2 separate regions of the Homo sapiens genome follow, and region 1 is linked to region 2. Evidence: read pairs that join two places in POLR2A ChIA-PET (ENCODE). Cell type or tissue: PC-9. All regions are shown on one strand. Each heading gives the region's core, and the rest is flanking DNA. Links, peaks and the distances in the headings are about the cores only.

What was found. ChIA-PET counts read pairs that join two places held together with the same protein. Peaks named below come from ENCODE experiments on the same cell type or tissue, not always from the same donor. Only the 100,000 strongest peaks of a DNase experiment are listed, where the experiment ranks them.
Region 1: POLR2A ChIA-PET joins it to region 2 with 6 read pairs; 2 of 35 experiments call an interaction of 5 or more read pairs at or near these places.

What each region holds. Positions count from the first base shown.
Region 1 is chr1:160,216,383-160,222,295 of GRCh38, forward strand. It overlaps DCAF8 (DDB1 and CUL4 associated factor 8), which reads right to left. Exons shown (of 14, transcript NM_015726.4): 12 at 2,467-2,586; 13 at 1,942-2,058; 14 at 1-1,326. The coding sequence ends at 1,210. Among named protein-coding and RNA genes, the nearest start is that of PEA15-AS1, 10 kb to the left of the region's middle. In PC-9, for the core only: CTCF peaks have their summits at 3,382 (motif pointing left) and 3,582; no DNase peak of the experiment used is centred there.
Region 2 is chr1:159,914,138-159,919,552 of GRCh38, forward strand. TAGLN2 (transgelin 2) reads right to left here. Exons shown (of 5, transcript NM_003564.3): 4 at 5,137-5,239; 5 at 3,974-4,804. The coding sequence ends at 4,663. Among named protein-coding and RNA genes, the nearest start is that of TAGLN2, 8.7 kb to the right of the region's middle. RefSeq lists an enhancer at 3,780-4,669. In PC-9, for the core only: no CTCF peak of the experiment used is centred there; a DNase peak (open chromatin) is centred at 2,304; H3K27ac peaks cover 4,794 bases.

The DNA of each region.
Region 1 (5,913 bases), core at 355-5,354, 300 kb after region 2:
AGTAGTTAAGTTTTAAAGACAGGCCAGCCTCTGGTTAGAAGAGCCATCCTTGGAACCCCCTACAAGACTTAAGGAGAGGTAGGAGATCTGAGGCAGAGCTGAGAGGAATTTCCTGTTTTTCCCAACCCCTACACCAAAGCAGGGAACCAGGAAGGGCAGAAATGAGGATCCTTCCATTCTCAAGCCTCCTAAAACCTAAAGGGTAAGTCCCAATCTCTAGTGACCATACACAGAGGTAAACTGACCCCAGGTGTCACTTCCACACCATTACTCTTGTTCACTCTTAAGTCCCTTTATTGCATTCAGAGAATATATAGGTATTTAAACTTTGACAATAATTTTACCTTGATACATCCAAGTTTGACTTGCTTTTTAATATATTTATAGATATAAAATTAGGCCTCTAACAGTGATAGGGACAGGGAGATTGCTGCCACCAAACAATGTTTCTTAAAAAAATAACAGAAGAGGTAATATCCTTCCTATTCTTCCTTCACTTCTGCCCCTCCTCCCACCTCTTCCCAGCCTCCCTCACCTGACCTATTTAGGGGGTGATGGGATGAAGAGAAGAGAGTGAAGGATATGTAATCAAGTGCAAAATACTGTGGTAAGTACAGAGAATGAATAAGGTGGAAAGGAAAGTGAAGAGTGTGGGATGGTTAGGGGCTTTAAGGACTTCCCAGGAAAATAGGATTCTGGGATGGGGTTGCTGGGGGTGGGGGGGGAGCCAACTGTCATAAACTTTTAAAAAACAAAGGAAGAAAAGGTCAAAAACCTAAACCAAAGAGAGAGTGGCACTCCTACCCTCCACTCTGGCCCCTTGGTACTGAATAGCCAGTTGTTCCCCCCACCCCTCCCCCAGCCCAAGAAACAAGGGAGATTAAAGAAAAAGAAACCCCATTCCCTATCCCAAACCAGTTAACAAAATAGGCTTCCCTCTCCTCTCAAAAAGAGGCTTTGGGGAGAGGCCATTTCTGCCGAGTCCTATGCACCTCTCCATAGAGCCCCATTCCAGGGCTCAACTCCCATTCCTAGGTACTCTTTGTTGGTTCACTCCTCTGGTTTGTCCTTCTCCTGGGATGTCTTTCTTTTATCTAAAGCAAAAAGTCCAAAGTGCGTTTCTGCTGAATGTAGGGCCTGGGACAGGAAAGGGTTGCCCAGGCAGGATCAGGTTGGCAGCCCCAGCCTGCCCCACCTAGGTATGAGGCCTCAAGATGGCATGCACTGCACCCGGTCAGGGCCCTCCTCCTCGTCCGATGTGTCTGAGGAGCTGGGAGACTCATCAGAGTCCGCGTCTGTGGCCCCAACCCCAGGTTCTCGCCAGCGCTGTGGATGGGAAAGGCTTGTTAGTAACTTCCCTGGATGGAACAAGGACAAGCCTGTTAGGTCTTAGCCAGAATTTAGATGCTTTAGGCCAGAGATCAGCAGAATTTTTCTTAAAGGGCCAGAGAGTAAATACTTTAGACTTGTGGTCTATATGGTCTTTATTGCAACTATTCAACTCATTGTAGCGTGAAGGCCGCCACAGACAATACACAGAATGGGTATGGCTGCAAGCCAATGAAACTTTATTTACAAAAACCAGCAGCAGGCCAACTGCCAGTTTGCCAACCCCTGAACTAGGCCTCTTTTGGCATAAGAGGAAAAATAGAAGGGTCACACTGAGACTTGTTATTTCTTCTCAATTCCCTCCTCCACCCTCCAGCTTTTGCCTTTATGAAGATAGCATTACACATGGACGGCAATGGACAAAAGTAGATACCACCCTTTTCTGCTGATGTCTCTTCCAAGGCTATATCAGGGATCTGATGGGGACAGAGGACAGTGGATAGGAAATCCGACCAAGATCACCTGATTACTGCTTGAAGTCACTACTCTGGAACTTTTTAGCCCTCTTAAAAGGGTCACTCCCTTGGGAATTCATTTCCAACCCTAGCTTACCCGGTGATGGCGTCTCTGTCTCAGGTGATGCATAAGGAACCACAGCATGTGACTATCAAACAGGTCAGTTTGGTGCAAGCTATCTTCATCCCGCTCCCGCTTGTTCTTCTTAATCACCTGGAACCCAAAAAGGTTGGGAAGAGGGGGCAGCAATGAAGAGGAACCCGGGACCTGATCAAGAAGGCTGATCTCCTATCCCAATAAAAGCTTCCCTTAAGTTGAAGTGGAGCTACATTAGATTAGGAAATGATGCCCTAGGTTCAGCTGCTGAAAAGGTAGCAGGCTTTAATACAGAATAATTCTTAAAGATGCTCCTTATCCCCATCCTATTACAAATTAGTGCCACTTCACAGCTGCCCCCTGGAGCAGGACTATTCCTACAGAGGAAATTACAGGAATGTGGGGGAGGGTGTTAGAGCAGTGCCTTTAAAGAACTGGGCAGCAAGTTATTCCTCCCTATGACAATAAGAATCAACAGTATGTGGATAAGCAGAAAGAAAATAACTTCTGCAGTCAGCCACTTACATCTTTTAACCCTGTCAGCTCAGTGGAAGCTTCAGCTGTGGGTGCCCAGATCTTCACATCATGGTCTAGGCCACTGGTTGCCAGCACAGGCAGGTGAGGGTGGGGCTCAAGACAGTTTACCTGGTCAGGAAGAAAGGAAAACACAGACTCAGCAGTGTGTGGGAGTAGGGTTTAAAAACCACTACTCACCTTGAGCCAAATAACTGCCCTTGATCAGGGCTGAGGCAGCTGCTGGGGAAGGGAGGCCCACCCATCCTGAGCCTAAGCCAAAGGGCACTGAGGGTAGAGAAACCAGACACAGACTGGGTATAAGACCAGGCACATCAATCATTTCCTATGTATAGGTCGGGGGTGGCTTCATCCCCAGATATGGCCCTAGGGGTGGGTGAGTGGACTGCCCAAGCTTACTGCTGGCTTCGTAAGAAGACAATGAAATCCAGATGACCTCATTCACTCCAGATTCCAAAGCTCCAACTTGCCCAAGGCTGGAAAAAACCATCTCAGTGGCTTTCACCAAGTGGCAAATAAATTTTAAAAAATGAAGAAAGCAGCAGCTGCCAATGAACCCCCAGAGAAGAGTCGGAGAACTATATTCATTTGGCAGTGTTTACTAGAACTGGAGGAAGGCACAGGCTGAGAAGAGGAGGCTGAGTTGCAGGGAGTGGTGGGAGTGATGGAGGCTCATGTCTGCTTGAGAGAACCTTGCACATCCCAGGGGGAACATCCTACTACTTGCCCTGAGCACAACAGGCTCAGCTATAAGGCAGCACATTAAAACCAAGCAGCTTCTTGGGGCTCCCAAAGCCTCAATCTCAGCCACCCTCTGGGTAAATTCACTGAACAAGGCAAAAGAAATAAACTCCAGCAGGCAGGCCTTCTAGCTTAGGCAGCTTCCTTCTGTCCGAAAGGCACCCAATGCCCCCTGCTGTCTGACTTGGAAACATGAGCTTCCCTAAGGGAAGGGCAGGGAAGTTCCTACCCCATCCAGAAGAGTTAGTTCCAGATCTAGCTGCTAAAGCATTTTGAGTCTTTTAGTGAAAAGAGGAACACATAGGAAAGGCACCCTGCCTTGCAGCTGGACCTATAGTCCAAGAAAACAACTTCTTTTAGTTCTCTCTGGACCAACCACCTCCGCTGCCTCACCTGCACAGGCAGAGAACAGCTGAGGAGAAGTCAAGGGCAGGCATGGAAAATAGAGCTGACCTACAGACTTCCCACTTACTTTGACTTCCATCTTACAAATAAACAAATGCTCAGAAAAGACTGAAGCTAAGACTGAGCTTATGAATAAAACAGAAACCCCGTTCTTTATCTCCTCCTCCCATTCCACATATCAGCCTATTGTGAAGTTTATCTTTGGGCTCTTTTAGGCAGTGCAGTTAAAGTCCAATGCCTGGAATAGTATCTATCTATAGTAATGGACAACTTACATATACAAACCTGCACTTTTTCATCTATCTCCTAATAAGCCCTTGTTACAGACCTGTACTCTGAGCTAGCTCTGCTTGAATAAGTCAGGAAAATAAAAAAACACAGGGGAACAATTCCTTGGAACTTAAGACTAAGGAAAAAGCCAGTGGCAAGAGGAACAAGAGAATAACATACAGTACCTGAATTGGAGCCTGCGGGGGGAGCCGACAGAGAACTTCTGGGCCAGAGTACCTGGTCACTTCACCAGACCTGTCTGAATGCCAGGACTTATCCTGTCAATAATGCCTGAGCAGAGAAAAGAGCTCTGGCCTTAGATGACTGGGCTGGGGGAATGTAGAGAATGGGATCAAGCATCAAAGTGCTCTTGGGAGACTAAGGGGCTGTCCTCTGATACCACCCCCAACCCTTGTCCCTGTGAAGCTGAATGGGAACAAAGAAAAGATCCTCAAATCAGTCAGGAGATCTGGGCAAGGCAGAAAATAACTTCTAAGATCTTTGGTTCTAACATTCTACGTTACAATTACATTCTACTCTACATTTACAATTTGCATGATATAGAACTGCTGAGTCTACTACATTGAAAGTAGTGCCTGGTAACCCCCACTGCTGGAAAATTAGGACCAAAAAACAGAGCAGAGGGAGCCAAGTAAAAGACCACATCGATCATTCAGCTTACACAGAGACAAGAATATGTAAGGAAATTTGCTTCAGGGGTAGCCTCTATATCTCTTATTCTACTCATTTACTCTTAGGACCACTAAAACTTAGGCCTGGGGCCCACCCATCCCAAGTAGATGCCTTCCTCACCTGGGCAAATGGGTTAATCATCAAACCCTGGCATTGGCTGAGCTAAAAGCAAACTGGCCTGCAGAATGCTTTTGGAGAATGGACAAATGCTGGCCTGGGAGAGGGCATTCAGCCCTGCATCTCTCTGGAACAGAATGCAAGGCAATAGCTTATGTCAAGAAAAAATTCACTGGCCCCTTCTGACTTCCTTTCTCTAAATGCCTATTGCATAATTCCCATTAAGACTCAAGTGTTTTGGGTTTGTTCACTGCAGATGACACAGGGGGACCTATGGAAGAGTTGGAAATGAAGCAGGGAAGAGTGAGACACACCTTGAACTTCTAGACTCCTCTCCATTTGTATTCAAACCATAAAAACCCTAGATCTATGCAGGTCCCAGGTCCCTGAAATTTAGAGGAAACCAGAAGAAAATTTGAAATACCCTTTCACCAGGGCAAGAAAAACATAAGGAATGGGATCCTGATTGCAAAGAACCATTCTAAATTCTAAAACCACTCTCTGAAAAAACCTCATCAAGAGATGGCTAGGCTCTTTGAAGTTCCCCACAGCTAAGAAGGAATAAAAAGGAAGAGAGACTTAGCTGTCTCAGTCATTCCTTAGAGGCCTTGGATAACCAGACTATTCTGGGCAATCAGTATAATTTAGTCTTCCAAACTGTGTTTTTCCCATCTCCTGTGGTCCAAAAACCTTGTAACAGAAAGCGATTGAACTCCTTCCTAATTCTAGGTCTCAAAAAAAAAAAAAAAAAAAAAAAGATAAGGTTAACCAGATACATCTTAAGAGCTGATTGCTCTTCATTCCCTAACTCGATTCTCACTCTTCCTTTTTGCCCTAACTCCACAGAGGGCTGCAGAACTCAAAGGCCAGGCAGACTATGATACGATCATGGGTTATACAGCAAGCAGACTGCTCAGCTACTAAAAAACAATTGCCACATTTGCGTTCTCCTTATATGTACACATGTATATGTGTTTGTTATCTATTTGAATGTACGCATGACATTTCACCCCTAAATACTTCAACATGTATCTCTTAAGTACAAGAATATTCTAAGTAATCAAATCAATTTAATATTGAATACCATGTTATCTAATGTATAAACCATATTCTAATTTTCCCAACTGTCCAAAAAATGCTCTTTATAGCTTTTATCTGCTAATCTAAGATCCAGCCAAGATCACTACTTAGTTTAGTTTAAAGGGAAGAGAC
Region 2 (5,415 bases), core at 416-5,415:
AAGCTGGCTCCTACCTCTTCCTCCTGCCCTCCTCCCATTTTTTTCCCCCAAATCCTCAAATCACCTTCCATGTGTCCAGAGCATGCAATCCACCCTCCAACCTCCTCTCCTCTATCTGTAGGAAATGCAGCTTCTTGGGTTTTTATTTTTTGGAAATGAATAATCTGGAAGCATTGGAAGCAGAGACATGAGCTGGGCTGTATCTCAGATATGATGAAAGGCTGGGTTGCTAGGCCCTTGGGCTGGCTGGGCACTGTGTTGCCAAGCCAGGGGGCTGAGGAGCATGAGGGTGGTGTCATGCTCACTCATTCATTCAACAAATATTTATCCAGCACCTACAACATGCCAACCACTACTCTACATGAGCAAAACCAACAAAAGCCTGCCTTTGTGTAGTTTACATTCTATGGGTGGGGACAGAAAATAAATAAGTAAAATATATTGGGTGTCAGGTGGTGATAAAAGAAAGCAGGAATGGAGCACGGGGTCCAGGCTGAGGGTGAAGTGTGCAGTTTTAAATGAGGTGATCAGGGAAGATGACGTCTAAACAAAAACCTGAAGGAGATAAAGGAGCAAGTGAGGGCAGCACCTGGAAGGAGATTGTTCCAGGCGGCAGGAGAAGCCCTGCAAGTGCAGAGTGTTAGGAGACACCTCTGTAGCGCGTTGAACAATGAGAACACGTAGACAGAGAGGGGAACAAGACATACCAGGGTCTGTGGTCGGGGAAGGGGTGTGGCGAGGGGAGGGTGAGCATCAGGACAAACAGTTAATGTATGCGGGGCTTAAAACCTAGGTGATGGGTTGATAGGTGGAGCAAACCACCAGGGCACACGTATACCTATGCAACAAACCTGCATGTCCAGCACCTGTATCCCAGAGCTTAAAGTTAAAAAAAAAAAAAAAGAAAGAAAGAAAGAAAGAGTTGAACAATGAGAACACATGGACACAGGGAGGGAAACATCACATACCGGGGCCTGTTGTGGAGGTGGGAGGCTGGGGGAGAGATAGCGTTAGGAGAAATGCCTAATGTAAATGACGAGCTGATAGGTGCAGCAAACTAACATGGCCCATGTATACCTATGTAACAAACCTGCACGTTATGCACATGTACCCTAGAACTTAAAGTATAATAATTAATAATAATAATAATAAAGAAAAATGTAAGAAAGAGAGAGAGACACCACTGTAGACAGCCACACAGAATAAGGTGTTGGGAGATGGCAAGAAAAGGCAGAACCATACACAGGCTGGTGCCTAGTCTGGGCCCCAGGGCCTGAAGTGGGGTCAGAGATGAGAGAAGCCAAGTTAAGGATGAAATTGTAACCTCAGGTGAGACAAAATGCTAGAAAGCAGACAAACAGAAAGCTGGAAAATGTTGAGATGCCACTGGAGGCCGGCTCCAGAAGGAAGCAGCTGAGTCTGCAGTTAGATGAATTAAGGGAACATTGAGATTCCTCACAAGGCTTGGGTGGTGGTGGGTGCAGCCAGAAGAAGGTGAGCCCAATGGCTGAGCCCCTCTCAAATACAGCTGGTGTCTCCCTTGAAAATAAGCTGTTCCAGGTAAAGGGGATAGGGCCACTGAAAGCATCTTGGCCCGTGTTCAACAGGACAGTGGTGAAGGGCATGAAACTGCTGGGCATCAGCTCCCTCTCAGCCCAGGGTCCATACACAAATGTTCCACCTTTTATTCCCCACACTTCCATTTCCTGAGCACTATGTGCTAGCATTCCCCATGCAAAGTGCTTTCCAGGGTTCATCTAATCCTCACGGCAACTTCACGAGGAAGGAATTATCATCTTCAGCTTACAGATGAGGAGCATTGCCCTGCCACCCACCACCACCTCTGTCCCCTAGTCCCTTGACAGCTTCACTTCTTGCTGAGCCTAGAGCTGCACAGGCTCAGCCAGGTTCAGAGCCAGCTTGATTGGATGCAAATCCCTGCTTCTCCCTTAATTGCTTTGTGGCCCTGGGCACATTCCTTGGCCCTTCTGAGACCAGTATCCTCATCTAAAGACAAAATGGGGAACACATTACAGTAATATCCACCTCCTGGGCGTTTGTGAGAATCTTCTGGGAGAAGGCAGTGGTTCTCAGCGCTGGCACTGTAACAAATGGCATTTCTCAGAGTTGTGAGGCGTGTGGCCAATAATTTATAGCTATAAATAGTTAAACCAGGGAAGGTGGCAAACGGCTTGTTGTTTTAGTATACATAGCGAATTCAATGTTTTCTCTGCAATGACATCACTCTCCCTGACTAGCATTCCACAAAGCCTTCCTGAATGAGAGATAAAGGATCTAATCCCCTGGGAATTTGCCCATAGGCTGCAGCCTATCTTATCTGTGCCACAGCCTGTGGGAGTGCAGCAAGCAAGCAAATACAGTCTCTCCCGAGGTGTGGTGTGGCAAGGCTAAGCGTGGTGTGGGGATGAGGCTGACAGCCATGGCTATGAAGAATTGGCATTGGGCCTCGCCCCTAGTGGGTGCTTTTTGGAAGAGGGAGCCTCAGAGAAGCAGGGGAACAAAAGGGGAGAGAACAAAAGCTCTGGATACAAACCTGTTTCCCTCAGGCACAGTGTTGTGGCTTTCTCCTCCTAGGAGACAGAGATACCCTCAGGTAGAAAAGGGGAAAGGGGCAAGGAAGGCCAGGCCTCTGGGTGAGGCTGATGGGGCTGGAACTTAATGTCAGACTGGCCCAGCGTCCCTCAAATTCCCCCTGGGGAGACACAGAGTCTGACTGGGAAGCCTTGGGGTAAAGGTAACACCTAGTGGTTAGAAACTATGGGTGGGGCTCCCAGCACTTTGGGAGGCTGAGGCTGGGGAGTTGGGAGATGGCAAGAAAAGGCAGAGCCATGAGGTCAGGCAGATCGCTTGAGCTCAGGGGTTCGAGACCAGGCTGGCCAACATGGTGAAACCCCATCTCTATAAAAAATACAAAAAATAGCCAGGCACGGTGGCTCACATCTGTAATCCCAGCACTTTGGGAGGCCGAGGCTGGCAGATCACCTGAGGTCGGGAGTTCAAGACCAGCCTGACCAACGTGGAAAAACCCCGTCTCTACTAAAAATACAAAAAAATTAGCCAGGCGTGGTGGCACATGCCTGTAATCCCAGCTACTCAGGAGGCTGAGGCAGGAGAATCGCTTGAACCTGGGAGGCGGAGGTCGCAGTGAGCCGAGATCATGCCACTGCACTCCAGCCTGGAGAACAAGAGCGATCATGCTACTGCACTACAGCCTGGGTGACAAAGCAAGACTCTGTCTCAAAAAAAAAAAGAAAAGAAAAAAAAAGAAACTGTGGGTGGAACACTCATGCCTCGGTCAAGGATAGGTGCTAGAGACAACCTGACCCAAAATTGATGATCATGGCCCAAGGCCACACCCTAGAAAGGAAGTTTTAGTCTCTCCCAGGCACTTAGTTCACAGGTGCTTAGGATCAATCAACACGGCTTCTTCCCTCCAGCGACCACCACCAACTCACTCCTGCTCATTCCCCAGCTCTCCACGTTTCCTCACCACTGCAACCCCCACCCTCACCACTCCAACACAGACCACCTCACCCCAAGCCCGCCTGAGGGACCTCTCACCTGGAGACAGCTTCACTTGCCAGGACTGATGGCTGTGCCAGCAGCCAGCCCCACCCTCTCAGTGACTGAGAAGCTGTTCCAACTGTAGAGGCAGACCCAGCCAAAGGCAGCAGGCAGGATTAGCCAATTCCATTGACTAGAAAGGGCCTTACTTCCCTGTGGACACTGCCTACATAGTCTGCATTCAGCTGTGAGGTCCTGTCCCCTCTCAATTCCAACCTACACCACCCCCCAAAGCAAGTGAGAATGAGGATGGGGAGGAAACTCAAGACAGGGGTTAGCACTGCAACCTCTCATCTCTGCCCTCCTTCCTGTATCACTCACTGCACTTTGCCCAGTATTCCTCCCTTCCCCACAGTGGCACAGTGGCCCCAGACACAGCCAGAGTCCATTCAAAAATGACAAATTCTTTATTTAAATCAACAAACTCATCTTCCTCAAGCCCCAGACCATGGTAGGCAGCCCTCCCTCTCCATCCCCTCACCCCACCCCTTAGCCACAGTGAAGGGAATGGAAAATGAGAAGCCACGAGGGCCCCTGCCAGGGAAGGCTGCCCCAGATGTGTGGTGAGCACAGTCAGTGCAGCTGTGGCTGGGGCAGCAGCTGCCACAGGCTCCTCCCTATAAATTAAGTTCCTGCAGCCACAGCTGTGGGAGAAGCATACTTGTAGAAGCAAGGCCAGTCCAGCATCAGAAGGCAGAGGCAGCATCAGTGACTCCCAGCCATGGAATGAACGGAGGACACAGAGCTCAGAGACAGAACAGGCCAGGGGGAAGAAGGAGAGACAGAATAGGCCAGGGCATGGCGGTGAGGGACTGAGGCCCCTAAATTTTGGTCCCAGGGGAAAGGAAGAGGCCAGTTGGTCCAGTTTTGATGGCTATGGGGAAGGGAATGTATTAGTAAGCATGGGGGAGAGGATGCCAGCAGGCACCTCAGAGGTGACAGGACAGGCTGAACCCCCCACCCTGACAGAAAGGAGCTTGAGAGCTCTGGGGCTCTCTGGGAATGTCACTGCTAAAATATATATCTACATATATATTAACCATTCGTGGGAGGGCAGGGGCAAGGCCTGGGGTGGGATCAGAGGATCTGGCGTGGCATCCCGTAGCCAGTCATGCCTGCCTGAGACGCCCCGCGGTTGGTGCCCATCTGTAACCCGATCACGTTCTTGCCCTCTTGCAGCTGGTTATCCGAGAAGTTCCGAGGATTCTCCTTGGATTTCCTGGGTGACAAGGGAGTGGTGGTTAGAGGAGATCACAGGCTGCCCTAGTAAATCCCTTCCTTGGACAGAGCACAGGCTTTGCTGTTGGCTCAAGGGCTGGTGCCAGCTCTGCCCTCGAGAGCCATAAGCTCTCTGAAGCCACCTCCTCATCTGTCCAAAGGGACAGTCATTTGCCATCCCAGAGGGTGTTGTGAGGATTAAGTGAGATGAGGAATTTTCTGAAAGTGCTTTGTAAAGGGCCAGCTGCTACTGAGATAAGTTATTTCCTAGGGACAGGATTGGGCAGAAACAATGCACCTGCTGGACCCTGCGGCTGTCCCAGCAATACTTACTTAGGGAACCAGTTGGGATCCCCAGAGAAGAGCCCATCATCTCGGGCTACTGCCAGCCCACCCAGATTCATCAGCGTCCGCTGCACACAGGCCATGTTCTTTCCTGGGAAGGAGAATGGGAATGTGTCAGCCTCCGCAGTGTCCTAGATACCAGGGTTCCGCCTCTATCGCTAAGTCAGCAGGCCTGGCTTCCTAATTATTTCTACTGTTCATTTCCATACCCTTCTCCATTCCAGCCTCCAATATGACCAAGTGCTCCATGGAACACAAACACACCCC